7 separate regions of the Homo sapiens genome follow, and all the other regions are linked to region 6. The links are chromatin loops, found by intact Hi-C in ENCODE. Cell type or tissue: mammary epithelial cell. All regions are shown on one strand. Region 1 overlaps NTM (neurotrimin). Region 2 overlaps NTM (neurotrimin). Region 3 has its middle 120 kb from the start of NTM-IT. Region 4 overlaps NTM (neurotrimin). Region 5 overlaps NTM (neurotrimin). Region 6 overlaps NTM (neurotrimin). Region 7 overlaps OPCML (opioid binding protein/cell adhesion molecule like).

Region 1 (4,000 bases), 380 kb before region 6:
CGTCCGTCTGTCCAGGAATGTTTCCTTTACCCTCTTTGTGGGAGTCGTCATCCTCTCCTACTGCCATGGATATAATCAGAAGGACCGTGAAGGTAGATGTGGTGGGGAAAACAACAACAAAAATCCTCCCGCCGAAGGTGACTTTCAGGGCTGGTGAGATTTAATTCATTTCCCTGTGGCAACCATCAGGGACGGACATCTTTCACGGGCTGGTTGGGTACATTTCTTACATGCTGGCGGGATTTGGACGCATGCTGTGCCGCTCTTTTTCAACGCCGGAAAAGTAAAACATTGCCCAATGGGGAGCTCTCCACTGACTTGTGTGTAGGAAAATGATGTAGCCAAATTGGTGTGGCGGAAGTTTTACAGAGAGGAAAGCAGGAAGCGGCAAAGAGAAGGAAGACAGATGCTCATGAATACGTTTTTCCATTATGTTCCCAGGCACTAAGTTTGCCTTTCTTGATCCTTACGGTATAATTTTCCAGATCAAGATAAGCATTAAGCATGTTGTCTGTCTCCTCCTGTACAATTTGCAGTTTCAGGTTATGCTCAGATTGATAGAACTGTGAGTATGCAGAGACATTAATAAGCCTATGCATTTAAATAACCTTTATCTTCCAAGGAGCTCAGTTTTATAAATGATGGGACATTGCTATTTTTTTTTCCTGCTTCATATGCTTGGCATTTTTATAAAACTTTGAATTTCAGTATCATCCTTCATGAGTCTAGTGTACCCTCCGAAAAAGGCAGCGATGTCAACAAATTATTATAACAATGAGTCAGTGATACCGAAAAGAATCAGAGGACTGGAGCTGAGGTCCTCACATGTCACTTATCAATTTGCTGTAGTAGTCATAGCCATGTTACTTAATCTTAGAAACTCAATTTTGATACCTGTAAAATTGGTGTAAAAATATCTAACATATACCTTTGTGGTGAAGAAGAAAAATGACATACATATTTTTTAATAAAGCATTCTGTTATACATATATGTTAAGATTATGATAAGCCTTTCTTAGAAGCCACTGCATACCTTAGGAGCAATTTATTTTTTATACTAATATGCTAGAGGGAAACTAAGGCACAGATGGAAAATGTGCTTCTCACTACTACAATCTATAAATCAACAACTCCCCAAACTCTATGTGCAGTCAAACTGTCCTATGAACTTACAACTCACTCTTTGAATTGCCAGCTGAATAACCCACGAGCACCCAAGCTTAGCATCTCTTCTGAATTTCCTCACAATCCTCCTCCTCCACCTGAGTCTTTCTGCAGAAGCTGTTCTCTCTTCCAGTTGCTAGCACACATATCTGTGCCTTTGGGTTGTGTCTCCTAAATCTTTCTCCCATCAGCCTTTTGCTTGCCATTCAAGCTACCAACATCTTAATGAAGTTCCTCCTGTGTCCCTATTAAATGCAATAGCTTTGTAGCTGGACTCTCGGCCTTCGTTGTTCTCCTTCCATACCCCTGAAATCATCTTCCACATCTGAGATGAGTGGTGTAAATAAAATGCAAAATAAACCATGTTGCTTCTAAATGTCAAACAGTTCTGTGGGGCCACATGGACCATAGGATGATCTCAAGCTTTTCTGGATCTTGGGATCCAGAGAGCCTTGTATCACATGACTTCTTAAATGTCTGCCACTGCCAGTCCTGCCTCTCACTGGAACTGCCAGCAACAGCAAGGGAATTTCCTGAAAGCTCCATGCAATTTTTTCATGTCTCTGCCATTGACATTGTATTGTCTTTGCATAGAATCCCCTCCCCGTGTTCCTTAGCTTGACAAGCTCCTCGTTATCCTGTGATCCCAGGAATGTCTCCACCAGGACACAACCAACACATCACCACCGTGTCACCATGACTGACAACAGGCCCTCCACTGTACTCGCCGGGCACCACATAGCACCTGCCATTGTGCATTGTGACTTCAGTATTACCTGATACATCTTTCTTAGCAGAATCCATTACTTGTGTACAAGAAGCGTTGATGGTACTGTTCATATGAGATAAAGGTGCCATAAGCTAAATGTGTTCAATTAGGTATTAGAATTGTACATGCTTGGTCATATAGTCACTCAACCAAGTCTGTTAAGGGTTTACTATGTGCCTTATATTCTAGTAGGTTCTGGGTATTGTAGTGGCAAAGTGGTTCTTGGTTAGGCGTCCAGGTCATGTATCATGTAGTACATGACGGTGGACACACACTTGCCACGCAGTCACCAGGACTGTGGACATTGTCTGAAAATAGTGGCAGAGCAGCAGATAATTCTGGATTCTCACCGGCAGGGGTCAGTGCAGCTAAGCAGACGCCGCACAGCCGGCTAACTTGGAAAGACATTAGGAGCTTGGTCTTGAATTAATACCATTCTAAACGTTTTCTATTTATATGTGAAAATTCACATTTCTTTGCCTTTTGGGACCAGGCTAGATCTATTCATTCTCCTTTAATGGCTTTGTAAACACTGTGCCTTCCATGACCTGCCCCCTCCTCCCTGTGCCCATCCACTGCCTCTTACTCCATGAAGTGATTTTATTTTGAATGTATTCGTTTCCTATAAGAAGAGAGCCTCTGAGTGAATCACACATCGGTTCAAATGACCTTCTGTTTTGAGAATGTTCCCAGGGGGGTGCAATTCTTTTAATTTATTTAATCCGATGTGCTTTTTCAGAATGGCTCTCCTCTGCAAAACAGATGGGAGGGGACTGCCTGGCACTACTTCTCTTTCTCTCCACTACCCTGGAGGCTTGGCCTCTGGGCAGAAAGCTTGCAGGAGTGTATGGGACTGGACGGTTCCCAGTGCCAGGCGGCCCTGCTTTCCTCACAGCATGGGGGCTTTTGACATCAGAGGGGCCCCGGCTCGGCCTTTCTCTTGGGTGTACCTCTGTGGCCTGCCTCCTCATTTTGTTCACACAGAAAAGAAAGGACATAGAGTAGCATATGTCCTCAGCACTTAGATCATGACCATTGCACTTAAATAATCAACACTCTTTGGGCACTGTGATAAATCAACAGTTGAAACAGGAGTGGGCACTGGAGAAGCTACAACAGATGCAGCCAACTTTACTTCCGGATGAAGTTGTTCTGAATCAACTCAGTACTGGAAATCATAAAGTGATCAGGAGTGTGGCAGTACAGATCACAGGGACCTGGGTTTCAACCCTGGCTTAGCCACTTCCTAAGAATGTGAGCTTGGACCGATGAAGATGTATAAGCCACACTTTCCTGGCATGTAATAAGGGAATGATACAGATATCCACTCCCAGGGCTGCTATGAAGAGGAAATGACATAGAGCTTACAAAGTGCTCAGAGCTGTGTCTGGCACAGAGTGAGCATCTAAAAATGGCAAGAAGAATGCATGTCATTATGACATTTACAGGCTATATGCTACAGGCAAATCATTATTTTTCTTTTAATAATTGAAGGAATTTGACTTGTTAGGTGGTCCCTACCTTGATCCCTTAGCCCCTGGGACACACCTCTGTTGTTGACGTATGTCCCTGCATTGTCACTGTTTTTTTGTTTGTTTTCTTTTGTTTTGTTTGACATGGAATTTTGCTCTTGTCACCCAGGCTGGAGTGCAATGGCATGGTCTCAGCTCACTGCAACCTCTGCCTTCCAGGTTCAAGAGATTCTCCTGCTTCAGCCTCCCAAGTAGCTGGGATGACAGGTGCCCACCACCATGCTCAGATAATTTTTTCTATTTTTAGTAGAGACAGGGTTTCACTATGCTGGTCAGGCTGGTCTCAAACTCCTAACCTCAGGTGATTTGCCCTCCTCAGCCTCCCAAAGTGCTGGGATTACAGGCATCATCGTTTTATGTAGAGGATACCAGGACATTTCCCTGTCAGCTGTGCAGGGCAGACACCGAATCTTAAACATTTCTGTGTTTCTCGCATTGGGCAGAGTTCCTGGATGCAGCAGTTGCTCCGAGAATGCCAGATGAAAGCAAGCTGGGCATGCTGTCTGGGAACCCTGTGAGCCTTGGGTTTCCCCTG
Region 2 (4,000 bases), 98 kb before region 6:
GTAGACCTTGTCTACGCTACTGCTTCCTGAATTATTCATAGCAAATTGGGCATGAAACTTACAAAAGAAACTCATCCTGAGAATTATCCCAATTTAGTACAAGGCTTGAAAAACAAACAAAAAGCAGAGTTTACTGACTGTCCATACCATAGATCCCTGATGGTCCAACTCTTGTCTCCATTTCAAAAGCCCTGATGATCCTTTTCCTTTTCCCCTTTTGTGGCCCCACATGATATATGAAATTTCAAGTTTCTTTGCCTTGGGCTGGAACTACAACAACTGATGAATTTGTGCTGATTGTCTTATGCTGATCTGAATCTCTGATTGATAGAGGAATCCCTGATAAATAAAAATGGGGAAATAACGATCAATTTATGTAGATCAGAATTTCTTAACGATATCATTTTCATTTTCTCTGAAGAACATATTTTAACATTTATTGCAAGGCAAGTATCCTGGCAACAAATTCCCTCAACTTTTGATTGTCTGAGAAAGTCTTAATTTCTCTTTCACCTTTGACGAATAATTTTGCTGGATACAGAATTCTAGATTGGTGGTTCTTTAGTTTTAATACTTTAAATATTTCACTCGACGCTCCTCTTCCTGTATGCATGGTTTCTGAAGAGAAGTCCAATGTAATTCTTATCCTTGCTTCTCTATTGGTAAGCCCTCTTCCCCGACCCTCAGTTTCTCAAGTTTGCCTGTCTTTGATTTTCTGCAGTTTGAATAAGATATGCCTAGGTGTAGTTTTTTGGTATTTTGATTAGTGTTCTCTGAGCATCCTGAAACTGTTGTTTGGTTTCTGTCATAAATTTTTGGAAATTCTCAGTCATTATTGCTTCAAACATTTTTTCTGCTTCTTTCTCCCATCTACGTCTAGTAATCCCATTGCATGTATATTACACTTCCTTTTGTAGTTGGATATTCTGTTCCATTTTTTTCAGTTTTTCTCTTCAAATTTCAGGTTTGGAAGATTCTATTGATATTCTTCAGGTTCACTGGTTTTTCCTTGGCCATATCCAGTCTATTGATCCATGGCATTCTTCATTTCTGTTGATTTTTTTTTTTATTTCTACCATCTTCTTTTGAATTCTTTTTTACAGTTTTCATTTTCTGCTTACATTCCCCATTTGTCCTTGCAAGTTGTCTGCTTTTTCCATTAGAACTCTTAGCATATTATTCATAGTTACTTTAAATCCTCAATCTGATAATTCCAACATCTCTGCGATATCTGAGCCTGTTCTGATGCTTACTCTGTTTCTTCCAGCTGGTTTTTTTTTTTTTTTTCGTCTTATAGTATGCTGGTGGTACTTTTATCTTTAAAGCCAGACATGATATACTGGGGTAAAAGAAACTGGAGTAAATAGATTTTTAGTTTAAAGTTTTATGTTTCTGGCTAGGGATCAAGCTGTAATTATTGCTTGTTGTAACTGTGTCAGAGGTTAAAGTTTCCTCTGGTGTTCTTGTTTTTGATTTCCCTGTTGTCCCTAGAAATTTATTTTCAAATACCATCTGAGATACAGAATTCTTTCATTTCCATTCCCCTCTTGTTATGATGAGCTACTCCTATGGATGTGACCATGGGTGTGGGGGGAGGGAAATCTTCTATAGAGCCATGAGTAGGCCTCAGTATTTTACTAAGCCTGTGCCCCTGCGCCGTGAGCTTCACAAGTGTGTCTCAGGGTTGCTTTTCTTCCCCCGCTCAGGTGAGACAGGAAGTGTAGAAGGGGCTGCAGTTGGGTATTTTCCCTTCCCTGCATCATTAGGCTCTGGTAATATAATTTCTATTGAGGGCAGGCCTTCATAAGAACAGGATGCATGTGTCATATTTCAAAATGGCTGCCTTTGCTCTCCCCCTGCTGGATGCATGAGGGGATTTTTCTTTGATCCTTACTGTGAGAACCTCCTAGGGCTCTTGAACCTCCTAGGGCTCCTATTGAAGTGTGGAGTCTCCCAAAGTCTGGAGCTCTCATGTTTTGACCCCTAAGACTTGTGCACACTGAACCTCCAGCAACTCATCAGTTCCATTTTAGTTTTTCTATCCTGATACTGGCTCCCGTAGAGGGTTGTATGGTTGGTTGGTGTGGGTTTTTTTTTTTGTTTTGTTTTGTTTTTTTGCTACTGGGCTTCTGCTCTTATAAGTTGTGATTCTCTGTATCCACCTGTCTTTTCCAATTTAGGGGCAGTGTTTTGCTCTGTGACATCTCTGAGGATCTCTTTTTTTTATTTTTATTCTTTAAGTTTTAGGGTACATGTGCACAATGTGCAGGTTAGTTACATATGTATACATGTGCCATGTTGGTGTGCTGCACCCAGTAACTCGTCATTTAACATTAGTTATATCTCCTAAAGCTATCCCTCCCCCCTCCCCCCACCCCACAACAGGCCCCGGTGTGTGATGTTCCCCTTCCTGTGTCCATGTGTTCTCATTGTTCAGTTCCCACCTATGAGTGAGAACATGCGGTGTTTGGTTTTTTGTCCTTGCGATAGTTTGCTGAGAATGATGGTTTCCAGCTTCATCCAAGAGTTGTTGACTTTCGGTTTGGTCAGCTTTTTCCTTTTCATGTGAAAAGCATGATGATGATGACTCCAGCCTGTTTAGGTGCTTTAATGGAAGCTGGAAGGTGTTTGCTCCAATAATTATCACTTAACAAATTCAGTCCACATAGTCCATCAGTCAAAAAATAATCATATGGGCCTTTAGTTGTGAAAAAGTGGGAAATAGAGTGAACATCGGCTTATAGTTACTACTATTTGTTCTTATTAATGGACTTTTTTGAAGGAAAAATAAGAAAAGCATATAAGGGAGGGAGTGGAGGAGGTAGTCAGAGACGAGGAGTGGGTATAAAGTCATTTCTGCCTGTTATTCATGAGGAAAGAATTATCAGGACCTTCATTACCAGTCCTCGTGTTTACATAGGGCAGGCTTATTTAGGAGGCATCAGCAGTGTTCCACATGAATGAATTTGTCATATAACTAAGCTATCATCCTTTAAATGGAACTTAAAACATTGCAATCCTTTTTGATAGAGTTCTTTTTCTAAAATATATTATTGTTTTGTCTTATTGAGCAAAACATGGAGATTATCATTTGTCTTATTTTGTTACTCAGGTCATTATTGAAAACATCAGTCACAGAGTGACTCTGTTGTAATGTGGAGTAGGTAACTGAGGCCATCTACACCTAAACACACTCCCTGTCTGGCTTCATAATGCCTAGCTTAGTTACCCCTCTCCTCAAACACTCCTAAAACCCCTACCCCACCTACTCCACCTAAAATAAAATTAAATTTATTAATTACTATTTTATTTGTGTCTAAGCTAGTCCAATTATCTCCTAAAATCATCTCGTATATCACTTTGTGATATACATACAACAATTAGGAAACCCAAACCAAAACACTGTGCTGTAGGATAGGGAGAATGGAGCCTATTATTTAATTACTCACCAGACTTTATGCATGAAAATCGTTTTCTGGCCTATAGGCTAAAAAGTAAATACATGCATAATATGTCATTTGTACTGTGGTGTACTATGGAGAAAAATAAACCATGGCCAGGGGCTTAAATGGGACTAGAGATAGAGGTGGTCTTGGAAGCCCTCTTTGTTAAGATAATATTTAAGTAGAGATCTGAAGGAAGTGAAGAGGGAAGCCATTTGGATATTGTGGAGTTGGAAGAGGGAACCTCATATGCCAAAGCCCTGTGGCAGGAGTATGCTTTGGATCAGGAAACTTAAGAAGAAGATATGATTCTGAGAAAGGGAACAAAAGCAGGAGTGAGAGTGAGAAAGGGAGAAGAAGCAGGAGATGAGAGCAGAGAGATAGTGGGAAGCTAGATCACTGAATTAGTCAGCTAGTGCCACAATAGTGCTGCATAAAACTCATGGGCTTACAAAATAGCATTTTTTCTCACTTTGGACTTGTAGGTTCGCTGGGAGGACTATAGACTGAAAATTGGGCTCAGGCTTCTTCCACATATGTTCATTCTGGGGCCCAGA
Region 3 (4,000 bases), 270 kb after region 6:
GAGTGTATTTCCCCAAATCGGGGAGGGGTAAGAAAATACCATCGCTTGTAGGGGTCACAGAAAAAGAAGGGTGGAGGTCCACAAGGTTCAATAAACTAAAAAGGTCATCAGTTTCAAAAAGAACCTATTAGAGGTCATTCATGCCAAGTTCTAAATTAGTGCTGTTTGTTTTTTCTTTAAAATTAAGCACAGTAAGAGATGTTTCATGAAGACAAAAGACATCAAAGACAAGACAGGAATTTTTTCCACAAATGTGTTAAAGTGATGAAATTTAGCATAGAGACTAGGTGATCTGCCACTTCGATGTGAGGATCCAGATGATCCATTCTTTGGTCACTGGGGAAGTTAGTGGGGAGGTGGGTGGTCTAGCACCTAAACCCAATGCGGGGTGAAAAAGCCCATCCTTCCAACTCTTTAACAGGAGCTCCGAATACATCTTACCACTTAGAGAGTCTTAAGGTAGGAGAGTCTGTATTTTTAAGGGCAAATAAACCTTGAAAGAGGAAATTTACCGGTCATTTACAGACCTCAGTGTGAATGTCTTCAATAAATGAATCCCATTGTCTCTTCTGTGTTCCAGTTTTCAGGACAGAAGTAAAAACTTTTGATTGGTGTGTGTGTGAGGAGTTAGAGAAAAATTGGAGGTGATTTTTGGAATATAAAACACCCCTAAAAAGGGAAAGGGAGAATCTAAGTAGAATTCAGAGCTACGTGCTTTGGCCAGTCTCAGGGAAGAGGAAACTAGCACTTACATTTCATTATGTACCACGCATACTTATCTCATTTAAATTTTCTCAGCCCTGGGGGTGGCAGGGCCATTGCATTTTACAAATGTAAAAGAGCACCTCATGGAGACGATACTTGTTTAGGGTCATGGTTGGGCAGGAAGCCCAACCTGAGTGTTTGTCTTATATCCATCATCAGGAGTCTTCTGGCCAGAGGATGCTGTGGAGCTGGGTTGGAGACAACACCCAACTGTATGGCCACAGTTCCTTACTTGCATGTCAGTTGCCTCCAGTGTGGAGAAAAGGGAGTGGTAGAGATTCCCTCTTCAAGGTGGTTTATGCCCTTGCGAGTGTTCTGGCCTTCGGTCTTAGCAATATCACTTTACGTTTAAATGATCCTGTTCCAACTGCCCACTGGGCTTCTTGGGGGCAGGAACTGTGTCTTCCTTAGTACGATCACCTGGTGTCCAGCACAGCACTGCTGGCTACAGGTCCATGGCAGGGAGACTGCAGGCTGTCTTCAGTGTCCAGTGAGGGAATCTTTCCCAGCACCATTTGGATCCAGCCAACAGTTATAAAGTGCCCTTTGTGCTCAGGCGCCATGCCAGGCGCTTGCAGATAATTTTTATTCGTTAATTCTCACATCGCCCTATGACACCGCTATGATAATTCTTAATTAACAGATAAGGAAACTGAGGTGTGGAGAGGTAAGAGGGCTTGCCTCAGGTTTGATGGTGGTTGGGTGTTAAGATTTGAGCACATCTGTCTTGTGACTCCACATTCAGCATGCTTTCCCCACACCAGGCTTACTGAATATCCCTCCAAGGACGCTGCTGTCTATCAGAACTAGCAGGAAAAAACATGGTCTTTGCACAATGGGAACTTAAGATAAAGAAAAGAAAGAGAAATACCTAGGGATGCTTTAAAAAGCAACATGCCTGAGGCTAACAGGTAAATGGCCAACTGACCAAGGCACTGGGGAGCCAAGGGGATTTGGAGTGATCCCAAGTAAGTGGGGTTAATCAGAGGAGGCCACGTTTCCTGCAGGAGGTGGCATCGGAGTCAGCCTAGCCAGCAGGTCTGCATTGCAGAACTCACTCACTGAAGAGCGTGCTATGCTCACTTGAAAGTGGGTGTAATTAAGTTCTTCCCTGAGCAGCTGCAGAGCATGCAGGTTGCTGGGGCTGCCACGAGTGTATTGCTAGTGCCCCCCTGTGCACAAAGGAAGAACTGAGCAATGTGCGGGGTAAGCGGGGTGGGGATGGAACAGCTGTCTGTGCCCTTCACCAGGAGCATGCATTTCCATTCTCACATCCCTGAAACTGCTCCTTTAGTCTGAGGAGCATGTAAGTAAGCAGGGAGACCTTCCCCTCCTCACATCCCAGCTGCAGTGAGCGAGTCTCTGTCCCTGGGCACTCTGTCTGGGAGCTCTGCCACAGGTACTCGCCTCCACAGATGTGCTGTGGACAGGGCAAGCTGGAGCTTCCCTTTAGGGAAGGAGCAGGAATTTCACTCCCTGGCCAGGCTCTGTGCAATTAGGACAGCCTGGTCTAGTTGAAAGAGCCCTGGGCTGGGAACTAGACACCATGAGCTCTAGATGTCAATGTTTTTGCCTAGTTTTGTTTTGCTGGGCAATTTGTTCTCTGGATTTCAGTTTCTTTGTCTGGAAAACAAGTACTGGTTCACGTGCCGTTGGCCAGTGCGTCAATAGTCCAGTGCCCACGTGGTCCTTCCTCAGCTTTCCAGTACGGTGGTATATTTGCTCACCTCCTCTCCTGCCTTGCTCCTCATTCTCTCTATCCCCTTGGAATTAGTCATAAAGAATTTGGACGGTTTAGTGGGTTAGTTTATATAGGTTAGAAAATAAAAAACAAAAACAAAAACAAAACAAAAAACAGATGTTTCCTGAGGCTCCTCTGGCTGCCGACTTAGATTCCATGTAAGAACAATCAGCCCCACCCTGAAGATGGACAACACTTTGTTTCCTTAATTTAATTCACCTTGACACACACACACACACACACACATATATATATATATACATGCAGTGACTATGTACGTCAAATGAAATACTCCCCCGTGCCCCTCCAAACTGATAAGCTCAAGGAGATACTTACTTGCATTGTAAAAACTGCAATACAGAATTATATCTTTGCTATGCTTACATCTCTGTAAAATTATGTATTAGACAAGAATTTGAGAGCAATATTACAAATAAAACAATAAGACAACAGTTGATTTGATGAGGATTGTGAAGGTGGGAAGAGGAAGCTTTGAATGTTATAGTGTTGTCTATGCAAATACACACGTGGACCATAGTAGGTATTTATAGACATAAGTTTAATAGACACAGGGCACCATAAAACGTGGACAGCAGGGAGTCACTTTCATAATGGCATCTAAAAAGTCTTGGTACAGATGGCATTTCAATGTCAACATTAAAAGAGGAAGTTTGCATACCCAATGAAGCAGGCTATGGATTAAAAGAAACAACAAATGGATTCATTCATTCATTTGTTCACTCACTCATTCATTGTTGGGAATACAAAGGGAATTGATGCACAGTTCATGCCCTGCAGAAAAATACAGGGAACACAAACTCAAAAGAGTCGAGAAACGTACATTATCAGGTGAACACACAAACCCGAGAAGTCTTTCCCAATTAGCCATTAATGATTGCTTCCTACCTTGGCAGCTCATTGTTTATAAGCAATCTGTCAGTTATAAGTACTGCTATTATTAACAGTATTATTTACTCTGCAGCTATAGAGCTCACTGGGAGAAGTGGGAGGGAGAAAGGAAAGTGAGAACATGGGGGGCTGTGCATTTTAAATGGAGGCCTGAATTGGGATGGTAGTAACGGGAAGCCAAGCTTTCAAGTACTTAGTGAAAACTAGAAAACACTCCTAACAAATGAATGGATCCCGAACTGTACACCTGATGTACACCTGCTGTGGTATACAGCCTGCCTCACCTCTTCATTCCCAGGGCAGTTAACAGAGAATGGTGTGCACTGTTTGTATTTCCCTTTCTTCCTCCCAGAAGCACAAACTGCATGTCTCCCGGTGACTTGGACTGCACTGACACCAGTTGGATTTTACCCAGCAGACCAGATGCAGGTGGGAGATTCCCCATCCGCACCCCTCCCTGTGTGCTTGTGGTTCATAAGCCAAGCCGACACTGCAGGGAGGTACTCTTGTGGTAGGTGGTCACATGGAGAGCTGGGGCTGTGGGCAGTGCCTTCTCCTTGCCATCTGAACATTGGGTCATCCTGA
Region 4 (4,000 bases), 430 kb before region 6:
AAGATTTTTATCATCAAGACAGGTTAAGGAATGGGGGGCATGGCTTCCAAACACGAAGGAGACTCAGGCCCCGTGCCTGACTTCCCAGGAAATCCAGCAGCTGCAGGATTATCTATTACCTGAGGGGAGGTGACAGGAGAAAATTACCCAGCACCAGCCCCATCTGTTGCTGAGCACCGTTTATTTCACCTTCACTTAATTCACTTGGTTTGTCATTTTTCCTTTGTCTCAGTGTCATCCACCCAAATCCTATGTATATATGCCCTGGTGTTCCCAGCTGGGCATTGTGGCTGCAGAGACAAAGCCTCGGGTATCTTTTCAATGAGCTGCAGTCACTATGGAGTGTCTCTCTCCTCCCCTCTCCACTGTCATTTCCTCCATAATTGATTAGAAACTGGAAGCGAGAGAGGAGAAGCTGCTTTTACAGCCTGGGTCTGCAGGTGGAAGCACATTCCTGTGTTTGACTTCGTCTCTGGAGACCTGTCTCTTTCAGGAAGAGGTGGAAGAGTATACATGAAGTATAGCAGACTTGTGTCACTAGGAGAGAGATTGCAAAATCTGGGCTCTCACACTATTCTTGGATGCTTGGTCACCCACCTCTCCCCGACTTTCGTTTTCTCCTCTGTCACATGGATCTAACACTTGTTCTCCTCCCTGCCAAGGTTGCTGTGAAGGCTCAATGAGACAGTATTTGCAGATGCTCACTACATCATATAGAGGCCTATTCAATGAGAACATGCATTTAAAGCAGTTAATGGTGCCTCGCATAGGAGAATTGTTCAATAAGGACCATTATTATTAGTGAGAATGTAAGTAATAGTGATGACTTGTTACCCTTGCAGCATCTACTCTTCCTCTAGTTCTCAAGCTACAGACCATTTTCATTCAACATTTATTCAGTCTCCACGGGCAGCACTGTATTCTGTCTTAGGGCTATGGTGATTTTTTAAAATGCAAACAAAATGCCATTGCTGGGTCTAGAAGCTGAGTCTGGTGGGAAAGGCCTGTGACAGAGTGGGAAGCAGGGCTTAGGTCTGCACCCAGCTCAGAGTAGGGGGAGTTGCCGGAGAAGTCCTGATGGAGAAAGTGACATCCCTCTGGGTTCTGAAGAGCTTAAGCCACCTGCTCGGTGGCGGGAAAGGGCGTGCAAGGCTGAAGCGGGAAGTGCAGTGAATGAGCTCAGGCAGGACAGGGAGCTGGGCCTGGGAACCACGGGCTGGCAGTACCTCCGAAGGACGGCTCCAGAGCCGAGACTGGACGTGTGGACAGAGGAGCTCTCGCTGAAGGAGCAGATTTGGTTTTATGCCAAGACCATGAGCTTTGCGGAAGGGCATAAAGGCTTTTAAACAGGATCAGGTGAGCCTGATGATCACTCAGGATTGGGTGGGGCGTGAATGCAGAGGAAAGATCAGCTGACAATGTAGGAATCTGGAACTCGCAGAGAAACTGCCTGCCCTTGGGACTCGCTCAGCGCCCTCGCAGCCGGAATGGGGCCTGGGAAGGGAGGAGCCCCAGCAGAGGGGCAGTCGGAGAGCCATGAAATTGCGACCTGCTGCCACCAGAGGGCAGTGTTGGACGGGCTGGGAGGAGCGCCGCCGCCGCCGGGAGGGTGCAGGAGAGAGCTGTCTGCCAGGGGAAACGCACGATGCGTTGTCCAGGACATTCTCACCTGAAAATGCTCTGGGCCACGGACAGGCTGAGGATTTTAGTACCCACCCCCCCGCCCTGAAAAGAAAAATCTCTGTGACGAGATAGGCACTGGGTTTGTATAAGAATTCAGAGTGTGGCCTTAGTGTCTTGGCCAGGCACCCAGATGCCACCTGCACACCTCTGGCTTGGTGTTGGTTTTATTGTGCTTGTCCTAAACCTAGCAGCTCCCCCTGAGATGATGTCAAAGACTGGACTGGGCTAGCTCAGAAAGGTTTCCTGAACGAATGACTTTACGCAAACCTTCATGCCGGCACATGTTTTCATACAGATTGTCTCATTGAATTTTTAGAGTGATCCGATGAGGCACATATTCAGGTTTTATAAATGCAATTCAGAGAAGTTACATGATTTTCCAGGAAATGAGGTTGTCGGGTTTTGATCCAATAGCTCAGACTCTTTCCTCTGTACCCAACAAACCTTGTCAGTCTCCTTTGTCCTTTGAAGTGGGGTGTTTTTCTCCTCCACAAGTGTCAAATCTGTGAATAGAGCATGTTTAGGAGCAACTTCACCGGCATGCCCACCTTGAGAACTAGGGGATGGAGCAGCGGGTCGGATGGAGAACCAGAAAGATTGAGCATTTATTGTAACAGAGGTCTTACATGGACGTTTCCCACGTAATCCTTAAGGCAACCCCATGGGTAGGATTATCATCCCAATATTCCATTGAGGAAAGAGGCTCAGAGAGGCAAACTTTCCCAAGGAAACACAGCTAGTATATATCAGAGGTCTATGTCCCTTCACTCCTGCGCTCTGGACTCTGATCCTGTCCCAAGAGTGACAGCAGCTGCAGTATGTGTGCCGCTCAAAGGACAGGGCTGGAGTGCATGAGAAAAACTGGACGTGTGGTGCAGAAAGGTGCATGTCTAATTATCATTGCAAACAACTAGCCTCTCAACAGAAAGTGTTGTTGATGTGACAGACATGAAAGAACCCACAGCCAAAGGGAGCCGGCCCCCAGGGGAAGGAGGGCGAATTGTACTTGGGACAAAAAGAGCTAACAGCCTCGGAGAGAACAAATGTCCTTGGTAGTATGGGGTGTGGGGTGATGTTGGGTGTTCATTGTCACGTGATGACTGTGGAAGGATGACACAGCACAGGACGCACCCGGGGAGGCCAGCAGGAAGGAGAGTTGAGTGCAAGTCCGGGAAAACAAGGCTTGATGATATGCTTTTGTATGGGAGTCTCAAGTTGCTTGAGTTAAGGTTGTCTGGGAGACATGAGTTACACCAGCACCCAGCACCATTACTTACTAGGCTCCAAAGAGGAAGACATATCAAGTTGTAGGGGCCTTCCCTTCTGCCCACAAGCCTGGATCAGACCACACAACATTGTGTTTCCATTTTCCATATGGATTCTGGACTCTTTCCAGAGAGTCATTCTTTCTCTATTAGTCCTTTTCTTTCGTACACCCTGTAGCTAAGTGACCCTCCACTGTACCTAACCTCTCTGAGCCTGATTCTCATGTGATAAATGTGGATGATACTGCTCTCCTAATGTGACTGCTATGAGAAGGGAAAGAATTGGCATAAATAATAGCAATTAGCTGAGGCAATGGCCCATGTTAAAGCCAAATAAATGTTGGTTTTATCTCTTGTTTCACCTTTGTGTCTCAAACAGGCACACCCACGCATGCACACACACACACACACACACACACAAGGCAAACCACAACCCTTGCCAATAAATCTATGCTAAGTCAGAGTTAACTTAGAAAATCAACATGGTGCAGAGGCTTTTAAAGGACTGACATTCCTCGGGTTATGGAAAACAATAATAATAAATCTTAAGGAATGTCACCTTGCCCCTGGCACTGAAGACAAGAACCCGTTTCGTTAGTGGAATAGCCCTGAGTATATGGAGAAAAGCGACAGAGATGATCTGTTCACAGCAAGGAGAGAGTGGCAGTTTTTAGACGAAGCCGGCTGGGGGCACGGTGGAATTGCCATGTAATTGTCAGGCTCTTTGCTTATTAATTTCTCAGATTTCCTTTCAAGATAAGGACACAAGGTAAGATGGATGTGAATATAATAAGCACAGAGATTACAGTCATTACAATTTTAGAATGAACTGGAAAATGTGGACACATCAGTCTGCAGCCAGTCGGATGGGTCTCTCAGAGCCTCTTGGAGACCACTGAGGGCTGCGGCCTGTGCCATAAGTGTGGGGCAATTTTGAAAGCCTTACTTGATCTACCGTTGCAGCTTCATCCAGAGTACTGTCTGATTGTTTTACATATTGGCTGATTATTTTCCATGCCCAGGACCTTTGGTAACCTTGGAAAATTGTTGGC
Region 5 (4,000 bases), 210 kb before region 6:
AGGGCTACAAGCATCCAGTGATCCTTTGTCTAGGCAAAGCTTAACCTCATGGCTCTGGTGAACTCCTAGTTATTTGTTGGCTCACGAGACCCACCTCTTCCACTCTTCTGAGCAAAAATAAAGCAACTTCCTTCCCCCACTCAGAAATGATTGTGTATCTGCTTTAAAAATGGATTTCAGGGGAGTTACAAATATGCAGTGATTTCAGACTACTTAAATAAAAAACCAAAAATAAATGTCTAGAGCAGTAATAATCAAGGAAATTTTCTTGTTCAAGAAATGCTTGTTCTCTGGATGCCCTCTTTGTCCCTAGTCCTTGGCTGCAAGGAGGGCCTCCCAGGGACAGAGACATTCTGAATGGGGAACATTTTAGATATAAATGGGATTTTTTTTTTCAAGGAAAAGGTGTAAGGTAGCTCTGTAGAGACTTGAAGATAAATAAACAGGAAGTGGGTCCTGGCAGACAGAGACCAGGCCAGAATCTGGTCTCCAGAAGGTAGTCTTCAAGGCTTATCAAAGTCAGGACTGTCCAGAGGGTGGCTGCATTCAGCAGAGGCTGAATCACGGGACAGGCCTGATTTAGGAGGAGCTTCTTTTTGAAATCGCGTTATCATGTACTGGCTGACTTATCTTTCTTTGTCTTCCCTTTCATGGTTCTTTTTTCTCATTCTGCCGGTCCCCCTCTCTCTTTCAGCACTAATGTTTGTTTGCATTTTCACATGTGTTCTCAACCCAGTGGTATTGTTTGGGTGTGGATGGAGATGGGAACATGGTGGAGCTTCCTTTCTAGACCCTTGAATTGACCCCAACCCAGCCAAGTTCCTTCTGGAACATCTCCTGCCATTCTGTGCCAGCCTCAGGGGCTGAATGTCTTCCTGACACTCAAGAGAAAGGCCCTGACAGTGGATGGAGCACTACAGGGCAGGGATTAGATGAGCTAGGGTCTGAGCGACACCAGCCCTTGACCACAGGCCTGACTTAGGATGTGAATCAGGCACCAGGTGTAACAAGCAACCAGTATGGAGGATGCTCAGGCCTCTCAGGATTGCCCTCCTTCTCAGACTCTGATGCGCTAGAACAAGGAAGGGCTGCCCTGCTGGGATGGACTTTGGTGGGGTGGAAGCCCCTGAACTCTCAAACATAGGTCCTGCATTTTCTTGTTCTGTGTACAGAGAGGCAAGTAGGAATTTCAGAACGTATTTTGTTTGCATAAAAATTGCTGCATTTTCACGTAACCTGACTGTAGGTTGCAACCATCTAGTAGTTCAGAGTTCTGAGTTATTTTCTTTTTGCTTTGTATTGTGTGTGTGTAGGGGGACAGAGGACCCTTCCTTCCTTCCTTCCATCTATCTTTCTTTCTTCTTCCGTTTGTTTTTTTCTGTTTTGACTAATCATATAACCAAGCTGTAAGGAACCACAACTAGGGGAGACCAGAGCACCCGTGCTCTGGCCTGGAGGGCCGCCATATCCATCTTCCTATGGGTGATTGGGTGATGATGGTGATACATGTAGTTTTCTTCATAACCAGCAGAGGACTTTTTGCTCTAATTTCATTTTATTCTGCTTTGTTCTCACCAACATCATATTTTGAGGATCTTTTGCAGTCCCTAAAGAATAAATGCTCAGCAGAAGATTCTAATTTGAGGAAACTTTAAAAAATGTTTTATCTTATCCAAGTAGCTCTAACAATCCTTGTGGAGGTATTGGGAAATGTTTCAATTAGCATAGCACTGACAGCCTGAAAAGAATTACAATTTGCAGTCTCCCACTCTTTCTGCCCTCCCGCTGGCATTCTGTAGGCATATTTCTTAAAAGGGTGAGGTAAAACAGAATCTGCATTAATAATACTATTAGCCAATGTTAATTGAGTGCTCACTATGTGTTGGGGAGTATCTAAGTGTTTTAATAATATCTCACCTATCATTCAGCCTCATGACATTAACACTTTAATAACAGCCCTATGGTGTAGGAGTTACTATTATCCCTATTTTACAGACGAGGAAACTGAGGTGTGGAGAGTTTACATGCTTTGATGAAGGTGGCACAGCTAGGAAGCTTTGAAGCCAGGCTATGAAGCACTGGTAACAATCACGTTAATAAGATACATAGTACTATCATTGGTCTGTTACTGTGTGAACATTTTATGTAAACAGTAACATTTACTCCTCACACCTCTCTGAAATAGACAATTATTCCCGGTTAAGGCCTAGAGAGGGGGAACTTACCTGAAATCACATAAGCAGCCAGTGGCAGACCAGTATGCTAGCTCAGGACTCCATTCCTTGACTTTGTACACCAAGCTTCCCAGGACTATTCAGGACCCTTTGGATTCGTGTTCCTCTCATTCCTCTGTGGCACTTAATGTCTTCCCTATTCATTTTGGCTTAGACCCTGTTTTCCAGTGTTATCTCTCTGTCTTCTTTCTTCCCTTGGGCTGCAGAGCACCTCTTGGAAAGCAAGAATCATGCCTTGTCATGGCATGAGCACTGTGTGCTGGCAGATGCTTACTCAAACAAAATGAATGAAAGCCAAACAACGATATCCCCCAGCTATATTCAGTTTATCTCCTTACCACATTTCTCTATCATTTTATTTTAAATTTCAACTACGGTCAATCAGAAATGTATTGAGTGGTTCTTTCAAGAAGGGGACTGTATTAGTCCGTTAGGCAGTGCTGACAAAGACATACCCAAGACTGGGTAATTTATAGAGAAAAAGAGGTTTAATGGACTCACAGTTCCACGTGGCTGGGGAGGCCTCACAATCATGGCAGAAGGCAAAAGGCACATTTTACACGGCGGCAGATGAGACAATGAAAGCCAAGAGAAAGGGGAAACCCCTTATAAAATCATCAGATCCTGTGAGACTGATTCACTACCACCAGAGCAGTATGGGGAAAACTGCCCCGATGATTCAATTATCTCCCACTGGGTCCCTCCCACAACACATAGGAATTATGGGAGCTACAATTCAAGATGAGATTTGGGTGGGGACACAGCCAGACCATATCAGGCACTGAGCTGGGTGTTTGGGTGTGGAAAGGCGTACGGCCTGGACTTGGCTTTTGGGGGCTTGGGTCCAACTGGAAAAGCTGGCTGTGGACAAAGAGGTCATGGACCTTGTGAGGCAGAGTACACCATGAAAACGTGGGCGATCACGCTGTCCGTGGCTGGAGCAGAGCCCCTCTGTTGGAGTGAAGGCTTTCTGTGGGTTGGCAGGACTGCACTAGCTCCTAGCTCCTGGGTGGAAGTGAGCAGACATCAGTGAGGAATCAGAGAGCCCCAGAAGCCCCAATGCATGGGTGTCATTCACTTAGAGACCTTCACTAAGCATCAACACACCTGTCACTTGGCAGTTTCAATGAATGCTTTCCACATTTCAGAGATTCCCCAATTAAGGCAGCAGCTAGTAAAGTGCATTCTTTCCTGGGGATCACTTGGCAGGTGGGTATCAGAGGCTGAACGCTGCATTCCATCGCGCCTCTAGACCATAGGCTTAGCGATTGGATGATGTTGTTTTTCCCGGGTGAGTTAGGAATTGAAGGTCTGAGAAATGTATGTAATTTTGGTTGAGTTTTGATATGGGACTCCATGGAATCACACAGACTAAATGTGGTTTTGATACTTGAGAGGACGCGGGAGTCACCCTCTAGATGAAGGAAGCTGCGGCACTTTGCTCATGTCATGTAAGGTGCTTGGAGTTTCATTTGATAAGCAGATGGATTCTCTGGTAGTCCCTCCAGCTACTCCACAGCCTCTTAAGGGCGGAACTAGGCCTCCTCCAGGCTTGCCTCCTAATCCGCAGCACATGGCTTGGCCTGTGGAATTTGCCAATAAAATCCGAAGGACTCTCATCCTGCCTTTCCTTTCACTCACTCTGTTGTGGACACCCATAAACACAGCTTATTCCAGCTGCAAAGCGTTTCCTCTTGTGGTCCGCCCTGCTGGGAACACCCCTACCCTGATCTTCCCATGGACAGCTGTTTCTTGTCATTTTGGCC
Region 6 (4,000 bases):
GGTGTATGTGGTATGTGGTATGTAGTGTGTGCTATGTGATGTATGTGGTGTGTGGTGAGGTATGAGTGTGTATGTGGTGTGTAGTGTGTGGTGTGTGATGTGTCTGTGATGCGTGTGTGGTGTGGTGGTGTATGTGGTGTGTGTGGTGTGTAGTGTGTGCTATGTGATGTATGTGGTGTGTGGTGGGGTATGAATGTGTATGTGGTGTGTAGTGTGTGGTGTGTGATGTGTGTGGTGTTTGGTGGTGTATGTGGTATGTGTGTCATGTGGTATGTGGTGTGTGTGTCATGTGTAGTGCGTAGTGGGGTATGTGGTGTGAGTGTGGTGTGTAGTGTGTGGTGTGTGATGTGTGTGTGGTATGTGGTGCGTGTATTTTGTGTGTTGTGGTATATGGTGCATGTGTGTTGTGTGTTGTGTATCTGTGTGTGCTGTGTGGTATGTGTGGTGTGTGGTGTGTGTGTGGCTGGGTGTATGCTGTGGTATGTGGTGTGTGCTGTGGTATGTGGTGTGTGTGCGTGCATGTGTTTGTATGTGTGTGTGTGTATATTGTGTGTGTGTAAGAGAGATCAACAGGGGTCCCAGGCAAGGGGGATGAGTGGGCTGTTGGCAGAGGAAGAAGCGCAGCCCAGCAAAGGTGGAGCCTCGCTTTCCATAAGCAGCTTGGGTCCCCAGGCGCCCCTGCGCGATGTGGGAGTGGGAGAGACTGAGTGGGCGCAAGGGTCTCGCCACCTGGGTGTGTGAACGAGTGCAGAAATACAAACAGCTCCGAGCCAGAGGATCCTTAGTCCATCAATTCTTTGCAGAAGAAAAGTCTGATGGATTGAAATTGTCACACAAGAACGCTGTGAACAATAGCAGGGAGATACTGTTTCTCTCCAGCCCAGCTGTGGTGAGTTACTTCTTAATGGCAAGGTAGGGAGACACACACCACGGACAATGCTGAGGGTGACAGGAGATGCCTGTGCCAGTTATTTATTATGGGAGAGGAAGGTGTTCCTTCTACTTTTTTTCCTTCCATCACCCCCTTCTTTTCTGTGATAAGTGGGGGCTGAGCTGTTTGTGTTATGCAGAGGCTGACAAAATGAGGCGATCAGATTGGAAATCAAAGCTCTCACCATGGCTGGCAGTGTGCGGGGACTTCGCAGCCACCTCCCATGGCGGGGGCAGGAGGAGGGGGAGGAAGCAGCTGCTGTCATTTCTCCCCTAGCAGTTGTTTTTGGTTTTACTTTTATTTCTCCCAAGAGGAGAGGAGCTGGAGAGGGCAGCCAAACTAGCACAAGAAAGAAAAGGAGAAAGAGGGCAAGAATGGAAATGCGGAAGGAGAAAGAGCCCTACCAGGAGGCAAAGGGAGAGGGAAGCGAGAAGGAGGGAAGAAGCCTCCAGAACGTGCCTTTTTCCGATTTGTGCTGGCTGCGACCTTGCAGCCTGTTTCTCTGCCAGCTGCCCCTCCTTTGCTGTGAGAGGTGTTTTCTGTGACCCGCAAAGCGTGGTTTAATTTACAGGGTGAGTTGGAAATGATTCAAGCATCTGCTCCTTTCAAATGTTGGGAAACTGAGGCACAGCACATTAAGAACTATTTAACTTGCTTCTTTCGGGCCTTATTGTCAGTCTTTTTTCTTGAGAGTTCCAGAAACTATTTCCATCTCCAGCTTTCAGGATGAATAACTTATTCAGGCCTTTGCTTTTCTGGTGCGTTCTCCCAAAACTCCTCCTATTTCAAACTGCCCCCCAAAGTCCCTGAGCCTGAGTCTTATGGGTTGACTCTGCCCTCTGGTGGATCGAAAGGTGGTGAATGAGGCAGAAAAGGGAGCTCGTTCCAGAAAAACATACCTTGGCAGGCTTCCCAGGAAAGTCTTTGGTTAAAGCAACCCGAACCCAAAATGAATACAGCTCAATATGCTGTGATGTATTAATATCCTGATAAGCGAGTCAGAATGTGTTTCCAAATAGACCTATTACATAAGTGGCAATAAATACTAACCCATCTCTCACCTTGCTGCGGTGAGCGCATAGAGAGGGATCTGCAGTGTGGGATTCCAGGCAGTCTTGGCGATGCTGACCTTCTGACGGATGGGGAGGCCTGAGCCCTCTATAACACAGGTCCCCTGTGACATCCACATCACACAATCGTGCCCTTTGCCCACCTTTTTAATGACTTTCTATTTTGTTTTACAACCAGCAATCTGCTGCATGTGCTGGTCAACAGTATCTATCTTTTCTGCTGTGGCTTGCTGCCTCGGATGCTTTTATGGGCATTGATTCCCTCCACTGCTTCCCCAAAGAGGTTCTTTTCCTTGAGCCAGAGCGGCATTCCGGCGGATTACAGTGTCTGCCACTCTGCTCTCCGATTTATTGCCATCCTGGGCTTTAGTCTCCCTACATTCACAGCCAAGCCTCATTCATTTTGTTTTCTGGGGCGAGCAAATTGAAGAAGTTGCTATTAATAGGAGAAAGAGTGTCATGCCGGCAGACTTAGTAGTGTCTAACGTTATAGCCTGCAAGTCCCAGAGCCAAGCTCTTGTCTTAGATCCACCCTTCCCCATCCAAGGGACTGAACCAGGTGGGATGCTGGCCTGGGCATTGGCTCTCTGAAAGATTTACACTTTTCTGGCTTTTGTCGACAAAGGATATTCTCATATTTGGGCACTCTCATCCATATGTCCTCTCCTTTTCCCTGTGACCATCAGTTTACATTTGGCAGAAGGCTGTCTGGGGTTGTAGATGAAGTCTGAGGGCAGATGGCTGGGGACAGGACGCTGGAGAGGAGAAGCACATGGCAGTGGTATAGGATGGTTTGCTTCTCAGCTTTCCCAGACACTAAAGTATATGAATCCAATTAAAGTTGTTCTGTGAGTGTGTTTTTTTTTTTACATTGATAAACATGTTTGCTAATCATTTATCACAAATTAAATAGTAGAGCAATTTCTAAACAATGTCCTACAGATAATGAATGTCTTTTGAATATGCATACACAATGTTACATCTCAACTGTTGCTAGTCCTGTTTACTCTCTCAGCTGTAGAATTTAGAGGCTGCCTGGGGACTGTAGAGAGCAGGACATCAGATGTTGCCTCTCCAGGGACCATCCTCAGATCTTTGTGGACTGGCCCCAGGCTGTCCAGATGTATATCTCCTTCATGCAGAAACAGGAGCCTCAAAGAATCTTCCAGTGGGTTATAGTTGTGGGTGTAGGAGTTCACCCAACCAACTTAACTTGCCAGGTGATCACACAGGTACAAGAGGCTGATAAGGGGCTGGGCATGGTGGCTCACACCTGTAATCCCAGCACTTTGGGAGGCTGAGGCAGGTGGATCACGAGGTCAGGAGATCAAGACCATCCTGGCTAACACGGTGAAACCCCGTCTCTACTAAAAAAAAAATAATAAAAAATAAAAAAATAAAATAAAATTAGCCGAGTGCGGTGGCGGGCACCTGTAGTCCCCGCTACTCAGGAGGCTGAGGCAGGAGAATGGCATGAATCCGGGAGGCAGAGTTTGCAGTGAGCTGAGATTGCACCACTTCACTCCAGCCTGGGCGATAGAGCGAGACACCATCTCAAAAAAAAAAAAAAAAAAAAAAAAAAAAAAGAGGCTGGTAAGGTCAGAAATCACTATCGACAGTGTAGAAATTTTTCTTTGGGATGGGTTGGTGTCACAAGTCCCAGCAGGTTATTGAGTGAACAATTCTCTTTAGAAAGTGCCGCTGGAAAAGTGTAGTTTGCAAAAGATGTGTGTTTGTGTGTGTGTGTTGGTAGGGTGGATAGGGTGGGGTCTATTGGTCATATATTCTAGAAGAGGAATTTGGAGGTGGCTGTATAGGGACTTGGTATCCAAAACTGTTTGCATTTCTGGAAGAGCAATGTTGTATAGTGCATACAGCTGTGTACGTATTGTTACTATTGATGCTCTAAGTGATAGTTTAGAACCAACTTAGGGGATAGTTTTCCTGTGTCTCACACATATATTGATTCAGAGTCTCTGGCACTATCCTCAGTAAGGTA
Region 7 (4,000 bases), 940 kb after region 6:
GGCATCCTTGGAGACCCCACTGCCCACTCTTGCTGCCAGTTCAGCTTCCATCTCCTGTTCCAGCTGGGGTTTAGGGCTGCCTCAGCAACCCTGTCATTGATCCCAATCCTGATCACTGGACCCAAGCATCGTTCCCGCCCCTGAGCCTCTGCCTTGCCAAGCTGTACTCCACAGCAGCCTCCCTAGGAATGGCTTTCTGCCTTGCTCCAGCACTGCTGCATGCAGCCAGCCGGCAGCTGCAGCGCTGGGGACTGATCTGAGGTACCTCTGCAAGACACCACTGTCTGTAAAGACAGCCGCATCCTCCTTGTGCCTGTCCAGTGCCTCCCATGGCCGGGGGCCAGCATGGGGCTTTGGGGTCATGGAGTTTTCCCGTTGTATTCCAGTCATTGTCTCAGCACGTGCTGTGAGTTCTACCGGTCAGTCCAGAGACCAGCCTTCGCAGTGTAAGTTTAGTTCCTATTCTGTCCCTTCCTATCTCTTTCTAGGGGCTCCAGTCTATAAGAGTTACCCAGAGTGGTACAGGCTCCGAGTGAGAACAGACACATGTCATACAACGGCGGAGAGAAGCAACCAGAGGGCTGGTCCCCTGGGCCACGGCTAGCCCTCAGGGATGCCTTTTCCAGCCTCCTGTCTCCTTCTTAAACCCAACAGACTAGACAGCCTCCCATGGGGTCAGAAAGGAGGAAAGCCACGTTGTGCTCTTAGAAAAGGTCCCAGGGAGCCACATTTCGTGGGCTCTGCAGTGGTGTGCCTGCACTTCAGACTGTGAAGCGGCTGCCTTCGAACCTATTTTTATAGGATGTGAATGATGACTTTGGGTCCTATTAATCTGCCGCAAGGTTTTATTCAGTCTCATGGTCAGAAAAGGTCATTTACAGAGCTGTTGGTTTTTTTTTTCGGAGGGAGTTTTGCTCTTGTCACCCAGGCTGGAGTGCAATGGCTTGATCTTGGCTCACTACAACCTCCGCCTCCCAGATTCAGGCCATTCTCCTGCCTCAGCCTCCTGAGTAGCTGGGATTACAGGTGCCCGCCACCATGTCCTGGTAATTTTTGTATTTTTAGTAGAGACGAAGTTTCACCATGTTAGCCAGGCTGGTCTTGAACTCCTGACCTCAGGTGATCCACCCACCTTGGCCTCCCAAAGTGCTGGGATTACAGGGGTGAGCCACTGAGCCCAGCCCCGGTTGGTGATTATTAATACCAGCTAGATCTTCAAAGCCATTCCTGAATTGAGAACGATTTCATGGGTGTTTTTGTGAAACGGGCTAGCTGTCAGCCGGGATTGATCACTTGACTGTGTCAGTTGCAGACAGGGCTGGAAGATATGGCTTTAATTTTCTTTCTTTCTTTCTTTCTTTAACCACAAAACAAAACACAAAACTGTTTCCTCAAGCCCCTTGTATTGGGGCCTATTGCAGGTGAAGGGGGCTGACCAAAGGAAGGAGGTGGCGCTGATCCAGAGGAGGCTGAGTGAGGGGTGGAGCGGAGCCCAGCCGAGGGAGGGAAGGAGAGGAACGCCGGCCCACTAGCCGACCCCAGCGCAACCCAGCGCGGTTCCCAGACGCTGCCGGGTAACTGATGCCGCCGGCACAGCTTCTGTTCTCACTTGTGGAGCTTTGTCTCCCCTCGCTGGGCAGCCCCTGGTACCGCAACCCGCCTGGCCGCCTTCCCGGCTGAGGCCCCCGGGCAGAGCTCCTCCGCAGGGAGCATTCCCGTGGACAAACACCCCTTTCCCTGGTAGCTGTGGCAACAGTTGATCTGTGGCAGCGGACCAGGAGGAGGGTCAAATGGGAGAAGGGACGGCCAGCTGGTCCTACCAGAGACTGTCGCTGGCGTCCTCAGGGGCCGCTGCAGGGCCACCTTGTGTGCTTGCCCTTTCCCCACGGTAGACTGCCCCGGGAGGGGGACTGTGCTGCCTGAATTCTTGTCCGGGTGGGACTGGCCTCGGTGAAGGATCCGGGAATGGGACTTCCGGGCCGGGCCGGAGGGGAAGTGTCAGGAAGAGCTCAGGCTTTAGCGAGCCTGGAGGGAAGGGAAGGCTGAGGTCTCCTCTGCCTCCGCAGCCACACGGCCCGGCGCGGGGCGGGCCGGCAGTAAACCTAAGAAGGCTTTATTCATTTCCTGGAAACGTTTCCTGGAAGCCTGGCATGTGCTAACGATACAACATTGAACAATACAAAGGTCCCTGACACGGAGCTTACGTTGCGTCCACCAGGTAGACAGGACACATACAAGATATGAAGCATAGTACATGTTTAATCTGGATGAGAAGAGGAGAAAAATAAAACAAGGAGGGAGAGGCGACCTGTCAGGGGCCAGGGTGGGGTGAGTGGAAGAAACGGTGTCCCTGACAAGGTGCCTGGTGGCCTCACCCGGAGGAAAGCACGGTGCAGAGGAAACGGTTCAGTCTGGTGCTTGAAGCCCCAGGACCCCCGAGAGAGCCGGACCTGGACGAGCATGAAGTCCCGCAGGAGGAAGGCGGCCCAGAGCCTTGGAAAATCCATCTGTGCTGAGCCTGGGCTGGGCTGCTTCACTGGGGCCTCCGGGGGCAGGATCAGCCCTGGAAAGGGCACTTTTAAACCACGTGTGCAGATGCCCACCAAGGGAACAAGGTCAGAAGGAGCCATGGCTCCAGAAGGGGTGCCGATGACGTGGCCCCCGGGGTTGGAGATGCACACCCCGCCACTGCCTGTGCTCCAGGGCAGAGGCACCTGCCCCCTAGCCAGACTTGCTTCGGAGATGGGTCGTCTCCAAGGCGCTGCCTGGAGACAAATGTGCCCCAGAGCCCAGCAAGGGCTGTAAACAAGCCGTTGTTACACGATATTGCCCGTGTGTAGGAAGGGCATCGCTTCTTTCCCTCAGTACAGTGGACACACCTGGCTCTAGCGGGCACACGCGGCCAACCTCAAGGCAGTGCTCTCTGGTTTGCCACAGTCTCACATTTGTCTGCCCAGACACGTAACTGGGACCTCAAGGGCCTTCTGTCAGCCTTGCCCTGGGATATCTCCTCCGTGTGGACAGGGTGCTTCACTTGGACTCACTGGATGGGACTTGAACACCTGCAGAGTTAAAGCTGAAACACTACCTGGGTCATTTTGGCCAGAGTGTGCACAGACCCGCAAGCACCCGAGGCTCCTGCTGCTGCGCACGCTTCCTGCCAACGTTCCCTTGCCCGAAGCTCCCTCCTCTCCCGGCTCCACCCATCACACTACTGAATCCCGATACAACACGTGCTGCTCCATCCTGCCTGTCCACACCTCTTTCCTGTGACTCTCCTCCCTCCCGGGAGTGCGCACGTCTTCATTCGTCCATCCCCTCCTGACATGAGAAATGCCATCCTCTGTGGGCCTGAGAACCTTGGTGCCCGCAACATCTGATCTCCTTAGAGTGCTAGAACAGAGCCGCCTGCCCAGGACCCTCAGGCCAGCAGCACCCTGCCCGCCTCTGCCTGCCAAGGAGGGACCATGGCCTGGGTGGTTAAGGGAGTGGGACCCTGGCTTGCCTCATGTCCACTCCTGCCAATGGCCACTCCCCTTTCAGAGGAAACCAACTCTACAACCAGTTAACAGACTAGGAATTTAAACCACAGCCACTTCCCCAATTGCAGAAACATTACTTCACCTCTCAGAGTAATGGACCAGCAATGCTGAAGACGCCTTTAAAAAAATGCCAGTCTCACTGCGCCCTCTCCTCCAACCTCCCCTTTCATAGAAGAGGTTGCCAAAGTCTAGGGAGAGTACTAGGACTTGAAGGAGGTTCCTTGTTAGTTCAAGGAACCAAACTCTGGTCCTGACTTGGGTCCTGCAATATTTTTATTATGCCAGGCGAAATCCAATTCCCAGTTCTGACTACGGTATCCAGCAACAACTAAGTCATTCTATGTCCTGGTGCAAGTCATTGGAAGACCCTGAGGCTCAAATCATCTGTCATATGAGGCTGCCACCTCGTGTTCTGTCTCCCATGTCCCTGCGAAGTTGTTGTTTGTTGTTTGTTTTTG

Evidence for each region. A loop is a pair of places that touch in the nucleus more often than their neighbours do. Peaks named below come from ENCODE experiments on the same cell type or tissue, not always from the same donor. Only the 100,000 strongest peaks of a DNase experiment are listed, where the experiment ranks them.
Region 1: it touches region 6 in a loop (11-fold over the local background); 18 of 110 quality-filtered maps call a loop at or near these places.
Region 2: it touches region 6 in a loop (9-fold over the local background); 5 of 110 quality-filtered maps call a loop at or near these places.
Region 3: it touches region 6 in a loop (10-fold over the local background); 24 of 110 quality-filtered maps call a loop at or near these places.
Region 4: a loop joins it to region 6, with 9 times the contacts of the local background. A loop is called at or near these places in 10 of 110 quality-filtered maps.
Region 5: it touches region 6 in a loop (14-fold over the local background); 23 of 110 quality-filtered maps call a loop at or near these places.
Region 7: it touches region 6 in a loop (16-fold over the local background); 10 of 110 quality-filtered maps call a loop at or near these places.

What each region holds. Positions count from the first base shown.
Region 1 is chr11:131,746,070-131,750,069 of GRCh38, forward strand. The region is part of intron 1 of NTM (neurotrimin); the gene reads left to right. Among named protein-coding and RNA genes, the nearest start is that of NTM-AS1, 85 kb to the left of the region's middle. In mammary epithelial cell, a CTCF peak has its summit at 2,291 (motif pointing right); no DNase peak of the experiment used is centred here.
Region 2 is chr11:132,026,975-132,030,974 of GRCh38, forward strand. The region is part of intron 2 of NTM (neurotrimin); the gene reads left to right. Among named protein-coding and RNA genes, the nearest start is that of NTM-AS3, 130 kb to the left of the region's middle. In mammary epithelial cell, a CTCF peak has its summit at 1,846 (motif pointing left); no DNase peak of the experiment used is centred here.
Region 3 is chr11:132,400,317-132,404,316 of GRCh38, forward strand. No RefSeq gene overlaps it. Among named protein-coding and RNA genes, the nearest start is that of NTM-IT, 120 kb to the left of the region's middle. In mammary epithelial cell, a CTCF peak has its summit at 1,939 (motif pointing left); no DNase peak of the experiment used is centred here.
Region 4 is chr11:131,693,444-131,697,443 of GRCh38, forward strand. All of the region lies in intron 1 of NTM (neurotrimin), which reads left to right. Among named protein-coding and RNA genes, the nearest start is that of NTM-AS1, 32 kb to the left of the region's middle. In mammary epithelial cell, a CTCF peak has its summit at 1,560 (motif pointing right); a DNase peak (open chromatin) is centred at 1,558.
Region 5 is chr11:131,912,948-131,916,947 of GRCh38, forward strand. All of the region lies in intron 2 of NTM (neurotrimin), which reads left to right. Among named protein-coding and RNA genes, the nearest start is that of NTM-AS3, 18 kb to the left of the region's middle. In mammary epithelial cell, a CTCF peak has its summit at 1,521; no DNase peak of the experiment used is centred here; H3K27ac peaks cover 142 bases.
Region 6 is chr11:132,125,381-132,129,380 of GRCh38, forward strand. All of the region lies in intron 2 of NTM (neurotrimin), which reads left to right. Among named protein-coding and RNA genes, the nearest start is that of NTM-IT, 160 kb to the right of the region's middle. RefSeq lists enhancers at 961-1,010, 1,111-1,160. In mammary epithelial cell, a CTCF peak has its summit at 1,765 (motif pointing left); a DNase peak (open chromatin) is centred at 1,791; H3K4me3 peaks cover 781 bases; H3K27ac peaks cover 1,345 bases.
Region 7 is chr11:133,062,679-133,066,678 of GRCh38, forward strand. The region is part of intron 1 of OPCML (opioid binding protein/cell adhesion molecule like); the gene reads right to left. Among named protein-coding and RNA genes, the nearest start is that of OPCML-IT1, 300 kb to the right of the region's middle. RefSeq lists an enhancer at 2,036-2,609. In mammary epithelial cell, a CTCF peak has its summit at 1,636; no DNase peak of the experiment used is centred here; H3K4me3 peaks cover 940 bases.